5 separate regions of the Homo sapiens genome follow, and all the other regions are linked to region 1. A link is a contact called in ENCODE Hi-C or POLR2A ChIA-PET data. All regions are on one chromosome and are shown on one strand. The core of a region is the stretch at or near the end of the contact, and the rest is flanking DNA. Distances in the headings are between cores, read along the strand shown.

Evidence for each region. Hi-C counts contacts between places; a loop is a spot of excess contacts on that map. ChIA-PET counts read pairs that join two places held with the same protein, here RNA polymerase II (POLR2A). Pooled maps may share reads with other maps.
Region 2: a map of IMR-90 shows a loop between it and region 1 (4-fold over the local background). The contact joins the enhancer-like site here to the promoter of BNC2 in region 1. A Hi-C loop is called at or near these places in 2 of 168 maps with a recorded cell type or tissue (IMR-90 and chondrocyte) and 10 of 50 pooled maps. POLR2A ChIA-PET finds 5 or more read pairs at or near these places in 2 of 52 experiments (A549 and BJ).
Region 3: a map of IMR-90 shows a loop between it and region 1 (8-fold over the local background). The contact joins the enhancer-like site here to the promoter of BNC2 in region 1. A Hi-C loop is called at or near these places in 13 of 168 maps with a recorded cell type or tissue (IMR-90, aorta, ascending aorta and 8 more) and 21 of 50 pooled maps.
Region 4: a loop to region 1 is called in a map of ascending aorta, with 2.3 times the contacts of the local background. The contact joins the enhancer-like site here to the promoter of BNC2 in region 1. A Hi-C loop is called at or near these places in 1 of 168 maps with a recorded cell type or tissue (ascending aorta). POLR2A ChIA-PET finds 5 or more read pairs at or near these places in 2 of 52 experiments (H1 and OCI-LY7).
Region 5: a loop to region 1 is called in a map of IMR-90, with 2.1 times the contacts of the local background. The contact joins the enhancer-like site here to the promoter of BNC2 in region 1. A Hi-C loop is called at or near these places in 1 of 168 maps with a recorded cell type or tissue (IMR-90) and 3 of 50 pooled maps.

What each region holds. Positions count from the first base shown.
Region 1 is chr9:16,868,724-16,873,393 of GRCh38, forward strand. BNC2 (basonuclin zinc finger protein 2) reads right to left here and starts at 1,947. Exons shown (of 7, transcript NM_017637.6): 1 at 1,923-1,947. The coding sequence starts at 1,925.
Region 2 is chr9:15,871,446-15,876,115 of GRCh38, forward strand. It overlaps CCDC171 (coiled-coil domain containing 171), which reads left to right. Exons shown (of 26, transcript NM_173550.4): 24 at 3,087-3,218. Among named protein-coding and RNA genes, the nearest start is that of CCDC171, 320 kb to the left of the region's middle. Within about 2 kb of position 2,351, at least 2 of the 41 ENCODE cell types and tissues checked have a DNase peak (open chromatin) inside an H3K27ac peak, as active enhancers do.
Region 3 is chr9:16,190,843-16,195,512 of GRCh38, forward strand. No RefSeq gene overlaps it. Among named protein-coding and RNA genes, the nearest start is that of LINC03041, 83 kb to the right of the region's middle. Within about 2 kb of position 1,994, at least 6 of the 41 ENCODE cell types and tissues checked have a DNase peak (open chromatin) inside an H3K27ac peak, as active enhancers do; they include IMR-90 and ovary, where a contact is called at or near this core.
Region 4 is chr9:16,307,670-16,312,339 of GRCh38, forward strand. No RefSeq gene overlaps it. Among named protein-coding and RNA genes, the nearest start is that of LINC03041, 34 kb to the left of the region's middle. Within about 2 kb of position 2,107, at least 7 of the 41 ENCODE cell types and tissues checked have a DNase peak (open chromatin) inside an H3K27ac peak, as active enhancers do.
Region 5 is chr9:16,350,826-16,355,495 of GRCh38, forward strand. No RefSeq gene overlaps it. Among named protein-coding and RNA genes, the nearest start is that of LINC03041, 77 kb to the left of the region's middle. Within about 2 kb of position 2,371, at least 2 of the 41 ENCODE cell types and tissues checked have a DNase peak (open chromatin) inside an H3K27ac peak, as active enhancers do.

The DNA.
Region 1 (4,670 bases), core at 697-3,196:
AAGACTGAACAGTTTACATGAAACGGCTACAAATATAAAACACAGATACTCTCTAAAGGCTCACAAGGGATTGTGTGTGTGTGTGTGTTTGTCCAAAAAGTAAATGTTCTGTTAACTTGTACAAGGTCTCACTACTAGGGTACATCTTCAGATCAGACACACTAAGTAACGTGCCAGAAATAAATTCCTCCCATTTAAAGCATGTATGCGTGTGGACAGTAACACGTGAAATTGCAGAATACAAAGCAGTGGAAGGCAGACAGGCTTAGCCACAGTTCAAAGTCATTAGGATATAGGAATACATGTGTAGACAAATAGTTAACATAGGCTAGGGTAAAGGGAAGAAAAATAATACCTGCCACCGGCTTTTACAGTGTTCTTGTGTAAAACGCCCGTTAGAAGAAAAACTCTCAAGCTCTAAACAGATATATTTAATATTGTTGTGATGTCTCACTTAAACACGGCTTTCAACAATTCCAAGTGTCCACGAAGTATATAAAAATAAAACAGGCCACTTTTTGCCACTTTAATCCTGGGTACACAGGATTATTTTATGATGTCTTTTGTACGTCAGTTTTACAACAGCTTGACTCTAGGGTAAATGGGAACCATCATAAATCGCACGCTGCTTTCAAAACCACTTTAATTTCTGTCAGCGTTACTGTAACCACAGTCCTGGGCTCTTGCTTTTGTGTGTGTGTGTGTGTGTACGCGCCCCTGCATTTGACAGTCCCATCTCCTACACTCCAGTTGTGACTTTGATCACTGAAACAAGAGATGTCACATTAGGGAGCAGGGAAGAGGAAAAAATGCCAACCCGCTATCTCACCTGTATTCTCATATGTTCCCTCTATATACGGAATACACCATGTCAGATCCCCAAGTGGGGGTAACAATAGCGACGCTGGGAGGAAGCAAACTAAAAAGAAGGGAGTGGTCAAGCCCCATTTCTAACAAATCACTTCCCCGAAAGCGGACAGAGCGGCTCATCACCAGGCGAACTAATTGCACGCTTCCTCGCTGCAAAGAAGTCGCTTCTCGTAGAGGGGCTGTGCTGGAGTCTCGCTTGGCAAAGCCAGCCCATCTCCTCCACCACTTGCACTTGGAACTTTTTTTCAACCTTAAACTCACTTCACAGGAGATTTCACCTAGGGTTTTTCAGCATATATAATTTTTTATTCTGCTCCCTCCCCAGGCCCCAAATCCCACCCTCCAGTCAACGTGCAAGTAAAACAAATCGGCTCCTATAGAATTGCACTTCGAAAAGAGCCGTCTCTGCAAGGTTGATTTTCCTGCCCTGCGTTCTGCACCTTCTCCGTAAAGCCTGCGGGAGCATTTCCTCCCATCTCCATTTACCACGGGAAGATTCCGAATGTGAAGACAAGGGGAGAGGAAGAGTCAACGTGCCGGGCCCGGGCGGCTGCGCCCCAGCGCACCCGGCACCCACGCCCAGCCGCCGGTCCCTCACTCGGCGGCAAGTTGTAAAAGTTCCCGTAGGTCCCAGCCGCCTTCCTCTCTTCCCCGAGCTCCTGCCAGCGCTCCATTCATCCCCCACTCCCCTCCACCTCGTCCCCCCAGCCCGTCCCCAACGCCCTGGAGCCTCCCCTAGCCAGCCGCTCACCTTCGCGCGGAAGCCGCGAGCGGGGCCGACCTTGAGAAGCCCCCTCTCACGTGCACCCTCCCACCTAGAGCTCGCCTCAGAAACTTGGGGCCAAGTTTAGGGGAGGCCACTGGGAGCGCAGCGGGGATCAGGTCGGACCGGGGTTCTGGTCCCCGGCCCGCCCTCCTCAGCGCCCCTTGCCCCTCACGCCGCGGGCCGGAGGGCGGACACGGCCCCCGGGCGGCCCCGGTGGCGCTCGGGCGCGGGGGTCATTTCTGAGGAAGTCTAGAATAAAAGAGGAAGGAGGGTGGAAACTTCTTACCATCTCGGCATGCTGGTTGTCAAGTGCAGCCCCCGCCTCTTGGTCTCCTCTTAGCGGCCGCGCCTGGACCAGCCCCTCGGCCGCCGCTGGCTCCCTCCGTCTCGGCCTTTCTCTCCCTCCCCCTCCGAGTTCCTCCGGGCCTCCGCTCTCGCCGCCTCCGCCTCCCCGCCCGCCCGCGCGCGCCCTCGCCGCGGCCCCTCTGCGCTCAGGTGACTGATTTACACTCGCGCCGGGGTCGCGCTCGCGCCCCGAGTCCCAGCCGGCACGGTTCCCCGGCTCCTCCTCGGGACAAAAAAAAAAAAAAAGGGAACGGCTTGTCCCGGGAGGGGGCTGCCCTGCTCGCGGGAGGCGGGGGACCGGCGGGCGAGGTGACCTCGGCGGCCGTGCAAGCCCCACAAGTTTTTCCTCTCTCTGCAGAATTGTCGTGACTACAATGTTGCTTCCCTTTTGCAAAATAAAAGTCGGTCGTTGTGTTGTTTGTCCTCAGAGGTCCAGGGGCTTGGGGAAGGAGGATGTATGTTTCTCCCTCCCCCCACCGCCCCGTGACTTCTTTGGGGGCTTGTTTGTTGTTTGGGTTGTTCTTGCTCTCTCTTTCTGGGGATGGAAAAAACAACTTTGTGGGGATGGAAAAACAACCCTGGCGCCCCCCCCCCCCCCCGGGGAGCTGCGGGCGTGGAGGTAGAGGTGGCCGCTAGCGCCCAGCTGTCACACACACACAAAAAAAAATTGCGGGGCGGGGGTGGGGAGCGGAGCAAGGAGAGGAGGCTGCGAAACGCCGAGGAAAGGGCGCGAACTTTATTCCGACTGCAGCAAACCGCGGCAGCTCTTTCCTTTTCGGGCACTCGGGCGTCTCTGTCCCCTTTGACCAGTTCCTCCTCCCCAGCCCCGCACGCCCCCTCCTCCCCTGCCCCTTCCCCAGCGTCCCAGCCGCGGCCGACCCGGCTCCCCGCGACCCTCTCAGCCCAGCTCCTCCGCGCGCCGCTGGGGAGAAGGCGAGTGAGGCGGAGGAAAACCCAGCGGACAGAAACCTGGGACGCGAACGTGCTGGGAGAAAAGGCCAAAAGTTGCGCGCAGCTGGGGGAAAAAAGTTTTTCTGGTGGCGGAGCGTTTTGTGCCGGCCCAGACGCCGGCTTGCGGCGAGGGCTTCCTTCCCTTTCCCGTGGTCTGGGCCGCGGGCCTCGGGCTGGAGAGGAAGGAGGCTGTCGCGCCCGCGGGGGAAAGAACAGTCACATCTGTGGGTGACACTCAGCCGACCCAAGTCACCCTGCCCTGGAGACTCAGAAACGCCGACTACAGCCTAAGCGCGCACACGCCTGCAGCTGAACGATATTTCTTAAATACAGGCAAAACACACTCCCCGGCCGCAAGAATGGGGCGGGGGTGGGGGGGGAGCTTAATCATCATCATCTAACTAACGTACACTTTGTGCCAAAAACATCTCCGAGTTATGCAGATTTATCATAACTACAGCAAACTTTCTGGTTATCTAACATGGGAGGAAGGCATAGGTTTCAAGCATACTCCCTGAGCACTAAGAAATCAGAGAATCGGCGAAGACTTGGCAGAACAGCAGGTATGGTTACCGGTTCCTAGTGAAAAGTGAGAATCATCCCTTCTTCCCTTCTCTCTTCCTCAAACGGAGAGAGAGAGAGAGAGAGACTACTTAATTGCATTCAGAGGACAGAATTAAATTCCTTTGAAAATATGTAGCCTTGGAATTACATGGTTTTATTTTCTTTGCAGAGTCCGGTCTTAGTTTAATATAAATTTTCACAGTAACTGATTTTTTTAAATTTTTCGGGAGCCGCTGATGAGAGTCCCAAGTAGCCACAGCTGTCTTGAAAATGTGATTAGGTGGCCGGGCGCGGTGGCTCACGCCTATAATCCAACTTTGGGAGGCCGAGGCGGACGGATCGCCTGAGGTCAGGAGTTCGAGACCGGCCTGACCAACATGGTGAAACCCCATCTCTACTAAAAATACAAAAATTAGCCAACTGTGGTGGCGGGCGCCTGTAATCCCAGCTACTCAGGAGGCTGAGGCAGGAGAATTGCTTGAACCCGGGAGATGGAGGTTGCAGTGAGCCGAGATCGTGCCATTGCACTCCAGCCTGGGCGACAGAGGGAGACTCCATCTGCAAAAAAAAAAAAAAAGAAAGAAAATGGGATTAGGCTTATTATTCACGTGGATCCAGCTTTTTAACACGCACTTGCAGTTCCCTATACTGATTGGGTCCAAATTCCTGACTGTTTCCTGGCCCTTTCAAAGATTTCTGCATTCGTGGATTCTGTGCATCATTTTGTTGTGGAAAAATGTGTGGTAAACACTTCTCGCATATTATTTATCGTAAATACCTTAGAGTTCTGGGGACAGGTTGCATCTGCAGGTTTCCAATGAAAGACAAGATTACTTCTCTCACTACAGCATAAATCAAAGTATAGACTAGATCTCCCAACGACCATCTATATATATATATATTTAAATGTGTGTTATCTAAGAAGGCTCATCTTTAAATGATTTGATTAAGGTGTAGAGCATGTTCCCTTATTCTCTAAACATAACTAACATCATCCTGTAGTTTGCAGAAACTGATTACACAAGGGATAATGATGACCAAATGTGCATTTTGAAAAATTGAGGATCATCACAAGAATTTTCCAGAAATGGGCCAAGTTCCAGTATGTTTTTCTTGCATCATGGAGAGATGAGAAAAGCTAGTTGCTAATTTCAGAATCATTACCTATACAAAT
Region 2 (4,670 bases), core at 1,101-3,600, 1.0 Mb before region 1:
TCAGTACTTTAAAAGATAAACTTTTCCTTTTAGGAAAAAAATAATTTGACTATTCTAATATTACTTCAAAACTTTTTTTGACAGTAACTAATTTGCTTTAGATCCTCATTCTTGAAAATAATTTTGTATCCAATAAGCTGTACTTCCTAAAGAAATTCCAAATTATCTCTCTTTTAATATGTTAGTTACTTTGTTCTCAGCCTGCCTGTTCTATTTCTTTTCATGAACGAACTTAATGCAACAAGGTAAGAGTCCTTTCTTACTGTTCTGTGTTGAATCTCCCTGTTGACACCTTGAAATTCAGACTTGCCTTCTGCATTCTTTCTGAAGTCTCTTCCTTCTACCCTTTATTTCTTCCGTTTCTTGTCATCTTTCTTTTCTTCTCCTTTGCTGCATGATTTTATTTTTGCTTGTCTTAGTGTCACTGTTTTGGATTCTTTCAACATGATGCTTTCACTCCCTTTACTCATTAAAATAAAATTATGGATAATTCTTTTACAAGACTTTTCTAAAAACTTTTCCTAGAAATATTTGAGAACATTTTAGATACTTACTCTCAAAGTTCTCGTTTAATTTAAAAGTGGAAAAAACTCTTAAAATTTTAGTAGAAGTATTTGTGATATTGCATCTATTATATATCATGGGTCTCTCACTCTTGATGGCACTGTCAAGTTGATTCAACAGATAATTTGTAATTAAATGGAAGTATTAAAGCATGCATATTATTCAAATGATTATGATGTTCATCATTAGGTGTAGCAAAAATAGCTGCATTTTGCAAGTTTTTTTTATTCAATATAAAGAATTATTTAATTTGGCAAATTAAGTAATGTTATACCAAAAATATTGAAATGACAATAAATCAGTTTCAAAAGCAAGATGCCACAGCTTAACAATGTTCATAAAGTTTATTTAGAGAATATAAAATGTGGCTTACTGTTCACTGTATGTCAAGCTTCGTGGATGAAGTATGGTGCCTGATGCTAATCAGGTTAAAGGACCTCCAGTGCTCGAACTGTGTTGTGGATTATACTTACATTGCTTATGGTTTTTTTCCCCTCTCTTTGCCCGTATTAGCAATCTGCTTTTGTACTTTGACATCCAGGATTTCCCTAGTGAATTTTGTCACAGAAAAAAGAGAATCATCAATATCGCAGTTAAACTTGACTTTCAAAGCTAATAGTATCTCATTTGGGGGCTCAAATTTAATAAATTTTCTTTGATTCTGGGTGAGTTTTTAAACATCAAACAATGAATTGGCCAGGGTGCAGTAAAATATTTAGATCTATTGACTGTGGTTCAGAAGGGTAGAAGGCAAAACACTAGTGGTTTGATGTTGATAAATTCTCAGAACCTTAATCCACATTAATGTTTTCTTTTATCTGAGTGCACATTGGTGACAAAAAAAAGCAAGAGAAGGTATTCATACATGTAAAATATAAAACCTAAAACAAATGTAGTTGTAAAATACGATTTGTTTTGTTATGCTAAGTAAGTTTAACAGCATTCTTATCCTGAGTGAAGACTCTGGAGAGTGTTTGTTGCAGATAAATATACATTGTGAATTGAGACTCCAGCATGCATGTGGTACTCACATCATTATAAAAATTACATCATAGTGTATGTTTTACAGCATACACTTTGACATTCTCTTATTGACAGAAAGTCTTCAGATCAGCTTGGGACATATAAGGATTTTTATGCCCATAGATTAGCGTGAACAGTTAAAGATGCCGTTATATGTTTGTGTGTGTTTGCTGGCTTAAAGAAACTCAATAGAGTTTGTTTTGTGAAATGTGTGTATATCCTAAGGAACTAATTAATACAATAAAAATAATTCAAACAGTTTTACAAGCTTCCCAAGTAGGCTAGAAAAATGGAGGAGAAATTTTCTATCTTGTATTTTTGCCAAGTTATATTTGAAGTTGCTTGGATAAAACTAGAGATAGAAATATATTTATTTGAGCAGTTAATGCAATTTTTATAGTTAACCTTGTTTTTGACCTTCGCTACCTGATAAAAAACTTTTTGTTCTGTGGCATTGAGCTAATTGTATAATATTTATTAAGTATATGGTAACAAATAGATAAAATTTTAAAACCTATTCCAAGCATAAGGAAAGTTAGAAAATATGCCTATGTATTGAAAACTCCTATTATTAAACTATATGATTAAAATGAGAGCTTTTTGTTCTTAAATGCAAACGAAACTATGGAATTCTTAAGGCTTTTACTAAGTTTGGAAATTAAAAACCAAAATATCTGTTTTTGAATGTTTCCATTTATATTATATAAGGAATATTTTCTCATTTGTCCAGAAGGTGGCAGTGTGATATCAACTGCATGTGATTCCATACTGACTAGAGAATTGGTGTTTTTCCCATATCGGTGATGTGTTTGTATTGTTGCTTTCTGAATACTTAAAATAGAGTACAAATACTACTGATTTTATCTGTTGTATTGTTTAGAAATTGTGTGACTGTGTTGGTTTATATGTATTTAATCATTAAGACTCAAGTTTAATAAAATCCTGCAATTCTAGAAGAGTGAAAAGGGCAAACAAACCTCTTTCTTGTATATTTTTAAGTCTCCTTTTGTGTTGAGTATATTTGTTTTGATTCTAGAGTACATGTTATTGAAGTTTTCTTTTCAAAGACTAGTACCTAATAACTATCTTGTCCAATATGTATCAGTTCATATCAGTTAAACACCACATGTTACTAAGCAGGTGATAATGATTAGGAGATGGCTGTTGTTTTTGATTTTGTGAATGTTTTTTCTTTTCTTCCTTTTTAGGGTGGAACTGTGAAAAAATAATTCAAAACCTCTTGATCAGAAGAGCTCTAGTGACTCTTCTTCCCCTCCCTCATTTCAAGCAGGAGGATGCTTTTTCTTCTTAACATTCTCCCCCAGCACTCTGAATTAGAGATTTATTTGCAACGAAAAATCAATTAGTCCTAAATTTATTCATGGATTTCAGGTCCAGCGATCAATGCAAGTCCACTCAGTGGGCTCAAGGGGACCCAGTTCATCCCAGTTAATGTGTCTGAAGGGGAATTACCATTGATGCTGTTTTTTTCCCTTTAGGTCAGAGATCAGATCTCGCTGTCATGGTCTGCGGCAAGTAGGAATGACTTCACCCTACAGCTACCCAAACTGCACCTGGAGACCTTTGCAATGGAGGGGCTCAAGGGCGGGCCAGAGGTGGTAGCATGCCAGGTTAGAGTCTAAATAACATTGTTTGCTACTGAGACATATAGAAAAATAAATTGCACTAACTGGAGAGAATGAAAGCCTCAAAGTATTGTGAATAATTTAAAGGAGATGCAAATAGATGTTTCTTCATTTTTCTTCTATCATGTAACAGTATACTTTACAAAATATTGTTTTTTTCTTTAAAGCCTAGAACTAGCCTATTAAAATAATCCAGAAAAGTGTTTTTACCAAGGAAAAATGTGTTTTATGGCAAAGTACAGTATTAAAAGAAAATACTTTCCTATCAGCAGAGGACAATAAGACACTAGGCTGTTACCTCTTTAAGCAAGTCTCAATTTGTTGCTTTTATTGTTTGAAAATAAGTAATTTTAGAAAAAAAATAAAATAATAAATCACTTTAGTTGTAAACATCAAAAGAGATACCTGAAATATCTCAATATTAATTCCAAAATATATCCAACATTTCTTATGAAGTAATTTAATTTCAGCAAAGCTTAAACTTATCTGTGTTTTCTATTGAAGAGTATTTTACCCTTTAATATTTAGTTTTAGTGAACATTGTAAGATGTGCAAATTGGGTCATTTCATTTATAAAACTTAAAATATCAAATCATAAGAACTCAAATAACTTTAAAGTACACTAATAAACTTATTTTTAGAAACATTCATTTTCGGATGCTGTAGGTATCCTTCTATTTTATGTCACTATTGTATTAATATTATTGTGATCAATTTTTTCCTTAAGGTTATTTTTCTTAATCTGACAAAATGAAATTCAGTGTGTCCTTTTAATGCCCAAAACCTTCATTAAAAAAAGAAAACTATCAACATTATGTAAATTATAGGAAGCATGATATTTCAAAAGAGACTGTCCTTGTTCAATAGCACTCTATTTTTTAGTGTATTTAAAAGGAGAAATATCTCTTAAAACTTAGTGTGTCTTTCACATGTTGAGATTTAAAATAATCTTTTTCATTTTAGTTTATGACCCTGTGGAATTTTAATTTTATAGAAAATTAATGTCAGTGTGTGTGTGGAGCAATGTTAATTTTTTATATGCTCCATATCCTAATTTAATTTGTTATTAGTACCAAATTAATGCTCTACAAGGAAAAAAATACTCATTGCTTCTTTCATTAGATTGTCCAATATGTCTAAAATATATATAATTATAAAAGTAAGCATAAAATATTTTTCTTCTCTGTTATAGGGTAGATTGCTGTACTGTTATTTAAGATGAGATTTAAAATGTGTATTTTAAATTTGATTGTCAGTATTTATGAATTCATCATTACTATGAATACAGTCTGATTTGAGATTTTTCTAGTGGTTGTAAAATAATCCTTTACTTGGCTATTTCAATTCAGAATCTCACAAGGCTTAGTATTTGTCGTAATTTACAAGTAAAGACTTCCTCAAAACTAGATGTTGGTGATTTCGAAAGAGGTTGATTCC
Region 3 (4,670 bases), core at 744-3,243, 680 kb before region 1:
GGATTCCAGGTGGGAGCCACTGTGCATGGCCCTGGTCATCATTTCTTTGTGTTCTCTTCTTCCTTTTACCTAATGAGAGATAGGGGAAGAGGACCCCAGGATTACTCAGGAAATAGCACAACCAGCCTGGGTTATGTACTTTTATTTGAGAGAGATTTATGTAGTGATTATTATATGTCAGATACTGTTCCAGCAGATTCTGAATACTAACCCATTTTATGACCATCACAACCCCATTAGGCAGGTACTGTTATTTCCATTTTATAGATGAGGCAACCAAGGCACACCACTAGTGCATGACAGCACTAGGGTGCATGCAGACAATCTGGCTCAGAATCCATGCTGTTAGCTACTAAGCCTGCCTGACCTCAGAGCTTTGCTCTTTAAATTTTTCCAGAAATCTTTACTGAAATCCCCGGTGATCTGCCTAAACTAATGAACGTACAGAGATCTGGTGCCAGTGGGAGCACAGAGACTTTGCTGTCTGGGAAGTGGTCCCTGGAAGGGCCTTCAGGATGGAACAATAGAGCAACAGAATGACTCCCAGAGGAAATTTCCCAAGTTTCACACAACTTGGGAGCAGAGGGAGGAAGGCGGGGAGGGTGAGTCTGTGGCTGGAAGATGCAGTCCATATGGGATTACATGAAGACATCTGTATATATGTGTTTGGAGGTCTGTGTACATGTGGTTCTGGTTGGGTGTCCCTGTGTGTGAAAGTGTTCATGCATTTATGTTTTAATACCCACCATATGCATGTGCGTGTGTGTGTGTGTGCATGTATGTGTTTGTATATACATCCATGGGCTTGTTAATATACATGAAAGGTGCAAGAATAGCCTCCTTGTAAAGTGACTTGGTTTCTGTCTTAGTGAATTCAAATTCACATCCAGGAATTCTAAAATCAACAATTTTTATTTTTCCTGAAAGGGCCATTATTTGCTTAGAAGTCCATAGGATGAGCAATACATTTGGCATTCTTCTCTTATCTTTAGTGAAGCTGAGGCCCAGTTGGAGACGAACACAGAGTCCCCTGGTATGCAGGCTCTCTGAGCCAGAGCCCATTCCTGTGGGCAGCCAGGACCTGTCCCTGGGGCTCATAGACATTAGCCATCCAGCTGTCAAATAGAGATATGGAAGGACCTTCCAGGTTCCATTTTTCCAAACCTTTAAATCTTAAGATCCCATCCAAGGCCAGCCCTGCTGACCCCAGCAACACTGTTTATTCAAGGGCTTTTCAGGGAGCCACTGCCTACACTGACAGGGACAAGGAGGCACAGCATAATTGCTATCTGTTGCTGCTGCTGCTGCTGCAGTTTTAGCACAAACTGTGAGCACGTCTGTGGGCATTTGTCTGTCTGCAGAGAGGTCAGTCCAGACTTCTCTCACCGGAAGGCGATGGCTGGAGTGCTATTCCTAAGGAAGCAAAGAACGAGGGGTGGAGAGAGTCGTCCCCGGAATTGCATGGCTTGGGGCTTGGTCCAGATTGCGTGGCGAGGAGGGTAAGCAGGCCCAGCAGAGGGCGCCACCGCGCTGGCTCTCTTCTCCCGCGCAGTGCAGGCAACGGGGCGGTGTTCAGGAAGGCCAAGGAAGGATAGATTCTCGATACTGTACCCCCACCCCACCCGCCTCTGCCTCCCTCCTTCTCCTATCTCTTCTCTCCTCCCTGCCCCCTCCCTCCCTTCCCACCTCTCTCTCAGTCTTTCTTTCTTTCCATCTCTAGCCCCTCACCCCCCTCCCCAACTTGAGCAGGTCACCCCAGGGAACCTCAAGTCTAGTAACTGAGTGTTAATTATGTCTGAGTGGATTCTGGAGAAAAAGAAAACCATATACTGTATCAGCAGAGAAATGGTTTCACTGTGAGGAAACTAATGATGCTTTTATCAGGAACAATATAAAGATTGCTTTTTTACTAGTGTGTGTCCCATAGGGTTCAGGGCTATGAGATATTTCTGTATCTGGCTTTAGGTTCCTCTGAGCTTTTACATAATCAAATCAATAGAGCCATGATTCACCCTCTGGCAACAACTGCTCCCTGCAAGTTTGCTGTTGCATCTTTAGTGGCGAAAGAGAAAATAAATAAATATATGGAAAGGAACTTATTATGAATCTGTAAAAACATTGATTTGTTTCGTCTTCAGTCTTCCTTTTTAATTGCTTTGCATACACATGTACACACACACTGTGAGGGTCTAGGTTCACAGCCGGTCAGAGAATGAGGTGGCTGACGATTGCCCAGGTATTTGCCATTGTCTGATGGGAAGAGATGGGTTCTGTTGAGCAGAATCAGAGGTGGAGATGTGCTGCTTGCCTGTCCTCCCGTGTCTTTTTCAGACATTTTATTCATCTTCTCTCCCATCCCTGTGAATTCCCTACATTCCAGGCATGATTTTGGTTCTTCCCTTTCTCTTTGAGTTATATTGTTTTTATCAGAAATTTCCCTCCCCTCTGCCTGGCAGAAATGATCACCCTTGGACCTACATCTGTCCCCAGCAGCATCAGTGAGGCCGCAGACTTCTCACCCTCCCCAGCCCCCATTCTAAGAACAGCTGGTTAGGACCTCAGTGAGAATACAATATGGGAGTGGGCAGGAGCAGAGAGAGCAGATCTCACCATTTACTCTGGAGACACATCTTTCCTTCTCATTTCTCCTATCCCCAAACCTCCGAGTTCACGGAAAGAGAGCACCAGGAATAACTCCTAAAGTCTTTCAGGACACAGGCAGTTTGCCACTCCTTTCCCTCCTTTCTTTAAGTAAATAAGCAAAGGCATCTTTCAGGCTAAAACATGGGGGAGGATTCAGTGTTGTGCTACTGTGTCATCTACTTTTCACAGGCAAATTTAGATGACCAGGGCCTCAAAACACAGGTGTTTCAGTGTCACTTGCTGCTTTGCATTGACAAAGTCAACCGATAAAATAGGTATGTTCAGCTGGGCTTGGAGAAATAAAAACAGGGACTCACTGGCAGTCCAGCTGGTCACAGAGACAGGGAAAGGTTGTTTTGTATTTTCTACTCCAGTCCCCAACTTAGAGGCCTTGTTCATAGATAGGCTTCATTCTTCCCATCCTTCAGAAGCAGAAAAACATTAGAAGTAATAACAGAGACGAGGCAGGAAAGAAAAGCCACTTATGTAATCAGGTGTGCTGGGACCTGGGGATGACAGTGTCACAAAAATAAAATGGCTCCCTAATGATGACAGAGTCTTATTACCAAAGCCATGCTCCTGTGACAGTGCTGCCAGGCTCCTCTGAGAGGACAGCAATGACAGAATTCTTTAAGGACCTACTTTGGGTAAATATTTGTCCCTAAAGAACATCATCTTTGAGGACCCTCAATCCTATAATCTGGGAGTCCCAGGCATTTGGACAGATGGGATCCAGCTTGGGTTTCAGGAAAGAAAGGGACTTTCATACAGCGCTGGGGACTGTGATACCAGCAACACAGTGTATTAGCATACAAACAATTGCAATGGTGGCCATTTATTGAATATCTACCTTGTACCAAAGACTATGCCGGGAGCTTTGTGCAGACTATTGCATTAAGTTAACTTTCACCCTCAAGACAGTATAGCAAAGAAAGGCTTATTATTCCCATAATTGGGACTTGAGACTCAAAAAGATTACATAATTTGCTCAAGGCCACGGAATTGGTACAAGATTGAGCGGGGTTCCAACTAAGTCTCTTTGAGCCTCACATCTCCGGTCTTCCTGCCATGCCAGCATCATAGAAAGTGTTGAAAACATGCTAAGTTAACCTTGAATGGATCCTGGACAACTTTATTTAAAAATTATATAATTATGTACTTTAAAAACGTATTCAAAATCTTATTGTTACCACATTAAACCATGGATATTATTCTTAGAAAAAGGCTATTCTTTGGCTTAAAAAAAGGGAATCGCTATAAATCAAGTAAGTAAATATATTGAGATGATAGGGAGGATGGATACAGTAAAAATTATGAAGGAGATGAACAGATGACTGGAGGTTGGGGGATGCCACAGCCGGCTGTGCTGCCTTGAAGGGCAGTGAGAATGTTGTTAGTAGCTGCCTAGAATGTTGTGTAGAGAAGGAGTCTGAGGCCCCATGCATTGTCTGTTAGTGACGTCTGCCATGGCGCACGGGGAAGCACTGGAGGTTGCTGGGGGTAACAGCAAATTGTGAGGTCTCCTCGCTCTCTTGAATCAAGCCCAACATGCTCCTTTTTCAGAGGAGGAGGAAGCCCAGAGAAATGAACTGAACTTTTCAAATGTCTCAAGGCAATGATTCTACAACCAGTTGCCTCTTTCTAAGAGGCCCAAACATTTACTCGTGGTTCCCAGTCAATATATTTTGTCTTTTGGGGAGTGGGGATCATGGTTTTTAATAATTTCACCCAGTTTAGATTCTTTCCAGTAGAAAGGCAGACCTGGATTAGAATCCTGCCTTATTCCACGTGTGCTACAGGAAGTAACCGTGTCCCTTTTAACCTCTGAAGTTTCTTCCTCTGTGTAGTGGAGTACGTCACCATCACAGTGCTGTTGTGAGGGTTGAATGAAATAAACCACCTAGAGCATTGATTATGAAATGCAAAGTCGAAGTTCAAGAAATGGTGCCTAATGTTGTCTCTTTCCCTTGTCTACAAAATGGATACTTGTTACAAGCCTACCAGGTGCCTCAACCTTTAACCAGTAG
Region 4 (4,670 bases), core at 857-3,356, 560 kb before region 1:
TACTATAGTACTTCCCAAATTAATAGGATTAATCAGAAATAGATTGCACTTTTGTGTGTTCACACACACACACAAGCACACACATGCACATATATTGTCACTCCAGTGCTTAAATTGTCATCAAGAATGGTTTATTTATTCAACCATTCACTGCTCTTTTCTTTGGAAATTATTAACAGACCTGAAAAAGATTTAAAAAAAAAAAAAAAAAAAAGCTCACCAACTTGCCTTGAGGCAGAAAAAAAAAGAGTGCAATTTATCATTTTGCTGAAATAAGTAAACCTTGATGAGGTGAGCACCCATCAATTTCATAAATAAGTCAATAATGGGAATGTCAGCATCGGAACCACCCATTCGCTGTCTGGATATCACACAGGTAAACAAAGCCAGTTCACAGACTCTCACCTCAGTGTATATCCAAATCATTTTTACAAGTTAGACTGTGAAAATAATGATTACAAGTCTCATTGTCATTTTTTAAATATTAAATACTTTTTTTCCTACCATATTTCCTTGTTGCACACACTCTAAGACATATCATGATAATATCACCTTTTGGTGGAAACTGATACATCTAATGCACATGTCAACTCTAAGAGGTCTCAATTTCAGAAATGGTGAAGACTGGGTGGGGAGCATCCATTAGAATTACAGAAATGCTTTGTTTTTTGTCTTTGTTTTTATTTTTGTTTTTGTTTTTGTTTTGAAATGGAGTCTCACTATGTGGCCCAGACTGGAGTGCAATGGCGTGATCTCGGCTCACTGCAACCTCTGCCTCCGGGTTCAAGTGATTCTCCTGCCTCAGCCTCCTGAGGAGCTGGGATTACAAGCGCCGGTCACCACGCCTGGCTAATTTTTGTATTTTTAGTAGAGACGAGGTTTCACCATGTTGGCCAGGCTGGTCTCGAACTCCTGACCTCAAGTGATCCACCTGTATCGGCCTCCCAAAGTGCTGGGATTACAGGCGTGGGCCACCACACCCGGCCCGGAAATGCATTGTTTACTTGCCTGAGCATCACGGAAATAACATGTAAGGGGTTTATTCAACTGAACCACTGCAAAGAGGGATGTGCTTGGGTTTGTTAGGTATGTCTGTGTCCTGTAACTTAACCCATCCCCTCCAGCTGTGGTCTGGGTTCCCCGTTTTCAGGAAGGCTGTACTTTTACCTCTGTTAGCATCTTTTCCTGGACACATTTACTTCTTCAGCTTTGATGTTTGGCAGTGGTGCTGAGTTTTTTTCTAGCCAACTGAAAAAACGGGGGCCAGCTCTAATCTGAAGGCATCCAGTTTGTTTTATTTTTAAGGTCCAAGGCTGGTACATCCAAAAACCAGTTGCATCAAGAGAAAGCCAGTCTATAAATTATGGACATAAATAGTATTGTGGAAGATTGACCTTCACACAGACAGATAAATAAGTGATAACTGTGAGACAAACAAGAACATGTAGATAAATAAGTGATAATCTCAAGAAAACTTCTCTTCTTTCTAAATTAGCAACCCCAAAACTTGGGAGTTCTTCCTTTCTTTCACCAGAGAGCTGTGCGTAATTCCTCCATAGACCATCATGTACCCCAGCTGCTGGTCCCTAACGAAACTGAGGCCACCATGTCACATTCACCAAGCTGCTTTTATGCACATTGGCACAGTTTGTGGAGAGTAATGAGCACACTTTTTCTCTTTTCGGAAAAGCCGTCATGGGCTAAGCCTGGGGATGGGGAGAGGCACTAGGGATTGGGGAGGGGTCCCTTTTCCCCGGAATAAGCTTTGCAAGACCTTAGCTTAAACCCTGGGAAGAAATTAAGGGCAGGTCAGAAGCTCTTCGGGTCACTGTTTGCCCATTCACTGGCAGTCCCTTCCTCAGCTTTGTTCAGCTAATTAATCCCCCCAGACACTTACATTCACCACATGCAAATTATCACAGAAGGGCGCTTTTTTTTTCCCCCTGCTATTTTTTCCAAACATTCACTTGAATTATACTCTTCTGACATCAGCTTCCAGCCCCACTGAGGGGTTTCCAACAGCCTAATAACAAACAGATTAGAGGCCAGAGGAGTGTGTACTCCTCGAGTCCCCCTCTGGGTCCAGCTGCGAGCTGCAAGACTGCGCCGCGATTACCGGCAAACGTAGCCCAGGCCGCGGCTCCAACTCTGATGTTCAAATGGAAACTCGGTGTGAAGGCCTCTGGGGGATTCGAGAACACTAACTTTGTTGCCCATCAGAAATGGATAATATTCCCTGTTCTGTTCCTGCTGGGATCAGTTCCAAGTTGGAAAGCGGCCTCTTCTCCTAATTCAAGCTGGGGCCAGAGTGGAGCAAGCCTTCTCAGATATTATAAGCCAGTGTGAGCTCAAAAAGGAATTCAACGCTCAAGGCCAAATAGCTTCAAAGCTAATAATCCTCCAGAGTCGGCGCGAGAGTGCTACAACTGTCAGTGTCAACTCACACCATGCGCGGTGAGAGCGCAACTTCAATAATGACATCATGGAGGAGAGGGCAGAGGGCAGCCGCTGCACAGGGAAGTGCCCGGGCCCTTCAGATCTTTGAAACCTGCAAGGATTTATCTGGACTAACATGTCTCCATGTAGTCATCGCAGTTTTAGGCTACTCTGATTAAGGATTTAGTGTATTCAAAGGGTTTCGGCGGTGCAAGATGACACGTTTTCAGGAGCTCTATTGGATTCCATTATCTTCTCCTCTCTTCTCCGAATGTATCTCCTCCCCAGCTGGGGCCCCTCTTCCCTGTCATGTCCCCTACCAGGCTTCCAGACAGGCCTCCTCACACAAGCTGCTGGCTCAGCCTGGGGTCCCTACCGCCCCCCAGCGCCTCCCCCCTCTTGTTCATGCCTGGGTTTGATTGTCAAACAGGCTCGGCCGCACTTATGCACTTGAGTGTCAGGATGCAGACCCCAGCAGACTTGAACAAATTCCTCCAGGACTCCCCTGGGCCCTGCGTAACCTCTTTTTAGCCAGCTCAGCGGTGGAAGGAACACAGGTTCCTGTTAGAAGACACCCAGAGATATACACAGTCACGGTCACAGTTCAAAAGAATAAACTTCACAGAATCCTAGGGGAGGGAAGAGAGGGAGAACGTACAGCTCGGGGCAGGAGTAGAAGGTCAGGGAGGAATTTTCCCCCCACCCGGAAAGCCCATGAGGACAAGGCAATTCAACTTTGCAGTTGGTTGCAGTCCATGAATGATGCTAACAAGAACTCGTCACACAGTGTAAGTCTATCTGCCAGGCACCGCGGTGACTGCAGGGAAGCCTGAGCTACAGAGGGCTCCTCCGGGACGGGGAAGCTGCCCTGAAGACGCTGGCAGCAGAGCAACGATGTGTGCTCCGCCGCAGCAGGCATGCCTTGTGCCCTCCCACGGCAGAAGGAGGGGTCGGCCTGGCCCACGGTAGGAAGCCCTGGAGTGCAGTGACAAGAACACAGCAACCTAATCCAACATACTTGAACGTCAGTGCTGGTCTGACCAGCTGTGTGCTCTTGACAAGAGCTTTCACCTCTCTGAACCGCCATCCTTTTCTAAAAAACGGAGACAATGCCTCATAGGGTCAGCGTTATGTGAAGATAACATAAAACAATGCAGGTAAATTACAGAGCCCAGTATCTGGCCCCAGTATGTGTTCAATAAACGTTCGCTGTTATTATCATCACTATCATTGTAATTCAAACGGCAGTTTTTACCTACTCCTGAAGCAGTTAAAAATATTGGAACTTGAAAGACACATAAAAACACTTTAGAGGGAAGAAATATAAACTTCTGTGGGTTCAAACATGCAGAGCTCCCCATAATGGTTAATGTAAATGCACTTCCGGATTGAACACTGCAAGTGTGGTCTACAGGCACAACTCTGGAATGTTGTTGATGGGGTTCCACTCAGGAATAACCACAAAAAGCCTGGGACATATTATTGAATTAATCAATATCTGTCCTGGTCCCAACCCTAGTTCTCCTTTGTTTCAAACTTTGGTTTCATATCAAACTCATTAAAGTGTAATTTACACACAATAAAGTGCGCACATTTTAGGTACGCAGTTTTGATGAGTTTTGGCCAATACGCTCACCCATCTAGCCACCAGGGCAATCAATCTAATGAACATTACCTGCATACCAAAAAAGTTCCCTTGTAGACCTTCCCAGGCAATACTTGCCCCACCCTCCGCCCTAGGCAACCATTGTTCTGCTTTCTGTCACTATAGATTAGATTTGCCTGTTCTTGGTCTTCAAGTAAATGGAATCAAACAGTGTGATTTCTTCTGTGTCTGGCTTCTTTTGCTCAGCATAATGTTACTAAGATTCATTACTGGTTGCGAGCATTGGGCTTTATTCTTTTTCAGTTGCTGAGTGGCATTTCATTGTATGGATATACCACATGATGTTTATCCATTCACCTATTGATGAACATTTAGATTGTTTCCATGTGGGGATTATTATAAATAAAGCTTCTATAAACATGCATTTCATGTGTTTTCATTTCTCTTGGGTAAATATGTAAAAGTGCAATTTCTACAATTTTAAAAGAAACTGCCAAGTAATTCTCCGAGGTGGCCGTACTACATCTCACACACACACACACACACACACATATCCCGCTGGGATGTGGCTCCACATCCTGGCCAAGAGAAGTGTGGTGCCAAGGGAGGGGGCTGTGGGAGAGGTCTG
Region 5 (4,670 bases), core at 1,121-3,620, 520 kb before region 1:
ATTGCTGGCATTTTAAATGCCTGAAGGCTAAATATCTGAGATTCATTGTTAACTATATATCTCTGAGCAACGACAGACTTGTGGCAGCTTGAAGATATTTTTGAACAAGGAATAATAGTACAGTAGAGATTGAAACTGAATCTCCTTTAGAATTCATGATCACAAGGAAGTGGTATTGAATTTACCTCCCAAGTCTTGGAAAAGAGCACAAGATAACATTCTGTTTTCTTAGGAATCAAAATCAAATTCACAATGTAGTTTATCTAAAAGTGAGCAGGTGACTTTAGGATCTCTGCTAAGGGACAACATATCAAGGATGTCCCTGAGACTTCACCTGGGTTCCAGGAGGAGCGGCACCATAAATACTCACTCTACCAAGATAAGATGGTTTCTGCCAGAAAGCACCTTCAAAACCTCTGAGTCCAAGGTTAAATAATTACTTATTTCCACAATTTAATCTTAAAAAAAAAAGGATTTATGTTAGCTAAGATACAAATGTTATCATGAAATTAAATAACTCTTATATAAGTTTCAAAATAAGGGAAAATAAGATCAAGGAAGCAAGATGGAGTAAAGACGTAGTTTTAGTCCCTAAATGTCTGCCATTAGGAATTCAAGGTTGGACTACAGGTGGGTCATAAAGTTGGCTCTGAGCTTCCTAGCAGTCACTATAAAGAGAGAAACATGAAAGGTCATGAGATGTAGAGTTTGTAAAGTAAAAATAAGCCAGTTGTTCAGAGAAGCAACATAGCCATTCCTGATGCCAAGACAATAAAATAGCTCTCCTGAGCATCCCTGGGAATAATAAATGCCATCTTCTGCAGCATCTTTGATCAGGGCAATGAGTTTCATAGTCTGTGTCTTATGAGATGATGAGACCAAGTTTTTGGTCAAGAACACACATGTGACTGGGCTTCCTAAGAAACTTTCAAATTCTATTTGTATGTTTGGGTAGTTGAATCAGACCTAGTCCTTCTGAGCATATTAGCCCATACACATTTACTCTTCCACAAAGCACACGTGCAGTTGAACAGATAGAACTTGACTGAGTTCTCCAATGACAACACTTTGAATGTCAGGAATTTCTGTAGTATGGACACACACTGCCTTTCAAAGTATATCCTCTGCAGGAAAGGGCGTGAAGCCCTCACCAAGAAGGCCATGTTTTTTGTGGAGACCCCGGTACCCCATTATTAATGGTTACCTTAATAAGGTAACATTGCCTGACTCTTATTATGATAAAATTATTTTGTCATCAGCCGTACCTCTAAGGTATTTTCCTTTTCCCGTCATGAAATGAAAGGGCTTTTCTAAGAATAAATGTGATCATTGAAATGCACCTATTATTTGTCTGCCAGCACTTTCCTTCCCTCTTGGATATCAGGCTACCCCTTTGGGGAAGTTGTTCCTTTTTCTTTGTCCAATCATCCATTTGTGGTTGGGGTCTAAAATTATAGCACTCTAGTCTCTTGCTACAGTTGAGTGGTCTAGGGGTCACATATGATCCAAAGTGGGCCAATCAGATTTCTTTCTAGGGCTTTTCAAACTGGAGCTAGAGAAAGCATTTCAGGCCCTCCTTGGTGGTGAAGTTGTTCTATACAGTCCTGGGAGCCGTCAACAGCTGCATTCCCAGCTGGGTGAAGGCAGCCAGTCTGCAGAGGAGGAGGTGAAGTCAACACAGAGGGAGGCAGAGACAAAGGACACAAAAGTAGACCTGGCAGCATCATGTCCCCAGGTTTCAAGGTGTCTCTTAGACCTTTTATAATCCTCCTATTGCCAATTGAAGTTGAGCTTCTGTCACTTGCAAAGAGAAGACTTTTTGCAAAGGGAAGACTTGTAAATGCTTCTACCGTTTCTCAAAACTCTTTCACCAAAAGATCCCCAGGTTTGTGTAAACTCAAATAAGCAGACTAACCTGAGGCTCCCAGGAATATTTCATATACATTCCCCAAGGGGGCCTGCTTGGTTAGGTGATAGTCTGTGTTCACACAGCTTATTCTCAAGGAGTGCACAAATAATTAAATGAAGATCAGGGGCAGATTACAGGCTTGTGAACATCAGCTTGGGCCCCACACTCTCCCACTGCCAGCCCCGGACTGTCTAGCACAGCTTTACTGTGTCACACAACAGAATCACAGGGCTCCCTGACCTTGGAATATTTCTAGCAAGTGCTTAATCAGGGCTGTTTGGCAGCCCATATGATTTAGAGACAGTTATATCTGAACCAGCCGTCAAACTAATGTTTTCATAGTCATTGTAAATTGGGACAGTCTCCCCTTAAGAATGGTATCTCTCCAACTTTGAGCTACAAAGTAAAAAAACGGGAGACCAGATTTTTGTGTTACACAATATGAGTTGTTTTGAATATGGAAATTCATGCTTCAGGAACCTAAACTGGAATCCTAGCAAACACATTTTAACTTGTGTAAATAGGGGTTAGTAACTATGAGCTGGATTTTTTTTTTAAGAGGCAAGATCTCACTGTTGCCCAATCTAGTCTTGAACTCCTGGCCTCAAGCAATCCTCCTGCCTCAGCCTCTCAAAGTGCTAGAATTACAGGCATGAGTCACCATGCCTAGTTAGGGAAAGCAGGATTTTTGTCAAAATCTACTACATTTAATTGATTCTAAAATGCTGTATAGAATGTGATTGACAGTGGATGGGGTATTGTAACTGGCAGGATTTTTTCCATCTCAGTGATACACAAAATGATAAAATATCCTATAAGCAATGGCATGTTTTCTTTGATTGCATTAAACAAGAAAGGCATATTTTAGTTATTGTGGTTTTTTCAAGGATGTATCACAGTTACTTCCTTTGCTGTCACCAAAACTTTGTGTTGTAGGACTACTTTGGGGAGGCTCAGGTGTGGGCCTAAAGTGCCCCAGCAGTTATTGGCGGAGCCCAGCTTAGAACTTGGTGTTCTAGAATTCCATACAGCATTCTGCACTTTGTATCAGACTCCCAGCAGTTCCAGATCAGAGGCACACACAACCAGAGCTCCCCATCCAACCCCAAACATATTTGCTTTCACCATTTCCAGGCATTCCCAATAAAATTGGTGTTAAGGGAAGAGAGAGAAGGAATAATTGACAAAATAAAGGAACCATTCTCTGTACCCCAGAAATACTGCATATTTGGTAACAGTGTGGGGCATGTATACATCCCCATCAGGTTCAAACCTCACTGTCCTCTTTCAGAGTCCTTTGTTGAACCCCAGGACAAGAAGTGAGATCGGTAAGTCTCAGCCTATGGTGCACATAGCTACTTGCTCCACTCTCTTTCTTATTGATTCTGTATGCTTCATGCAGAACAGTCCAGAAAGCCACTACCAATCCCACACAGCCCGTGAGATGAAATATTTTTGCATGAAACACTTCAGCATAGTCTGATCCCTCAACCCTTTATAATCTGGATGCAACCTCCACTTCCCACTTCATTGCCTGCCATTTCCTTATCCCATGCCATAGTCAAATGGAACTACCGACTGTCTCCAGGTATATGCCTCATTTTCAGTCACCCTGTCCAAAAAACTCCTCCTCTTTGGCATGTTCACTTGTGCATTCACAGCCCCACTAAACACACATTTTCTCCATCAGAAGTAAGCTGTTTGGGCTCTAAACTCCCATAGCATTCTCTCTGTTGTATTTATTTCGCATCAGATGTGAATTTGTCCCACAATACTAGGCTGCAAATAACATTCTGCTTCAATCTTCTTTCCCCCAAACAAAACTCTACTAATGACCACTAAGGGATGCATCTCTGGACAGACAGGCCTTGGAAGAGGTGGCACTGGTACGACGGTTTGGGGCAAGGAGTCCGGCAGCCAGCACGACAAGCCTCAAATTCCACCTTGGCTACTTACCACCCATAAGACCCTGAGCAAGGGATCTGACTTATTTCTTACTGATGGTATTTTAAGTGGCAGGATCATCATCTCAATATCATCATCTATAAAAAAGGGAATGATAATGGGACCTGTGTGAGAGATTCACTAAAATAATCTACAAAAGGGACTTAGCACAGTGCCAGGCATGTGGTAAAGTTCCACAGATGACATTTATTATTAGTATTATTGTACTTTCCTTTAGCTCTATGTTCAGTCCTATGAGACTGTTAGGACTTAAATTATACCAAGGAAATAAGAAGTGGTCCATTTCCTTCATCTTTGGTGGTGGTCATCGTGGTCCCTCTACTGTAGGGTGCCACAGGGGAGCGGGAGCCCTCTGCCACGGGCTGGGCTCTGCTACAGGGGGCATATTCCAGAAGTGCATCCCACAGGACTCAGTGTAGCCACAGCCCACTCCCCACCCTGAGCTCCTGGAGCACAGGAGCCTAATCCACAACCCAGAAACACAGGGGTTGCCCTTTTAGAAGTCTTACCACCTGGCCCAGGAAGGAAAGCAAGGGAGGAGGGCAGAGTTTCTGACCCTTAGACCATCAATCCTACTTCCTCCCCTCTTGCCACCTCCCACACTCCCTGCCCAAGCCCTAGCCATGCTTTCCCCTCCTGGGCAAGCCCCACTTAAGTCCTTGATGGTCCTACGTGGGGATCACACCCTAGTTAAAAGACTTAGGGGTTGATGGGAGAAATTAGGTTCTCATCCTTTTGAGCCTCCTACAATAGCAAACATGAATATCTTGTTCGGTTATGCCGACGCATGGGTGTG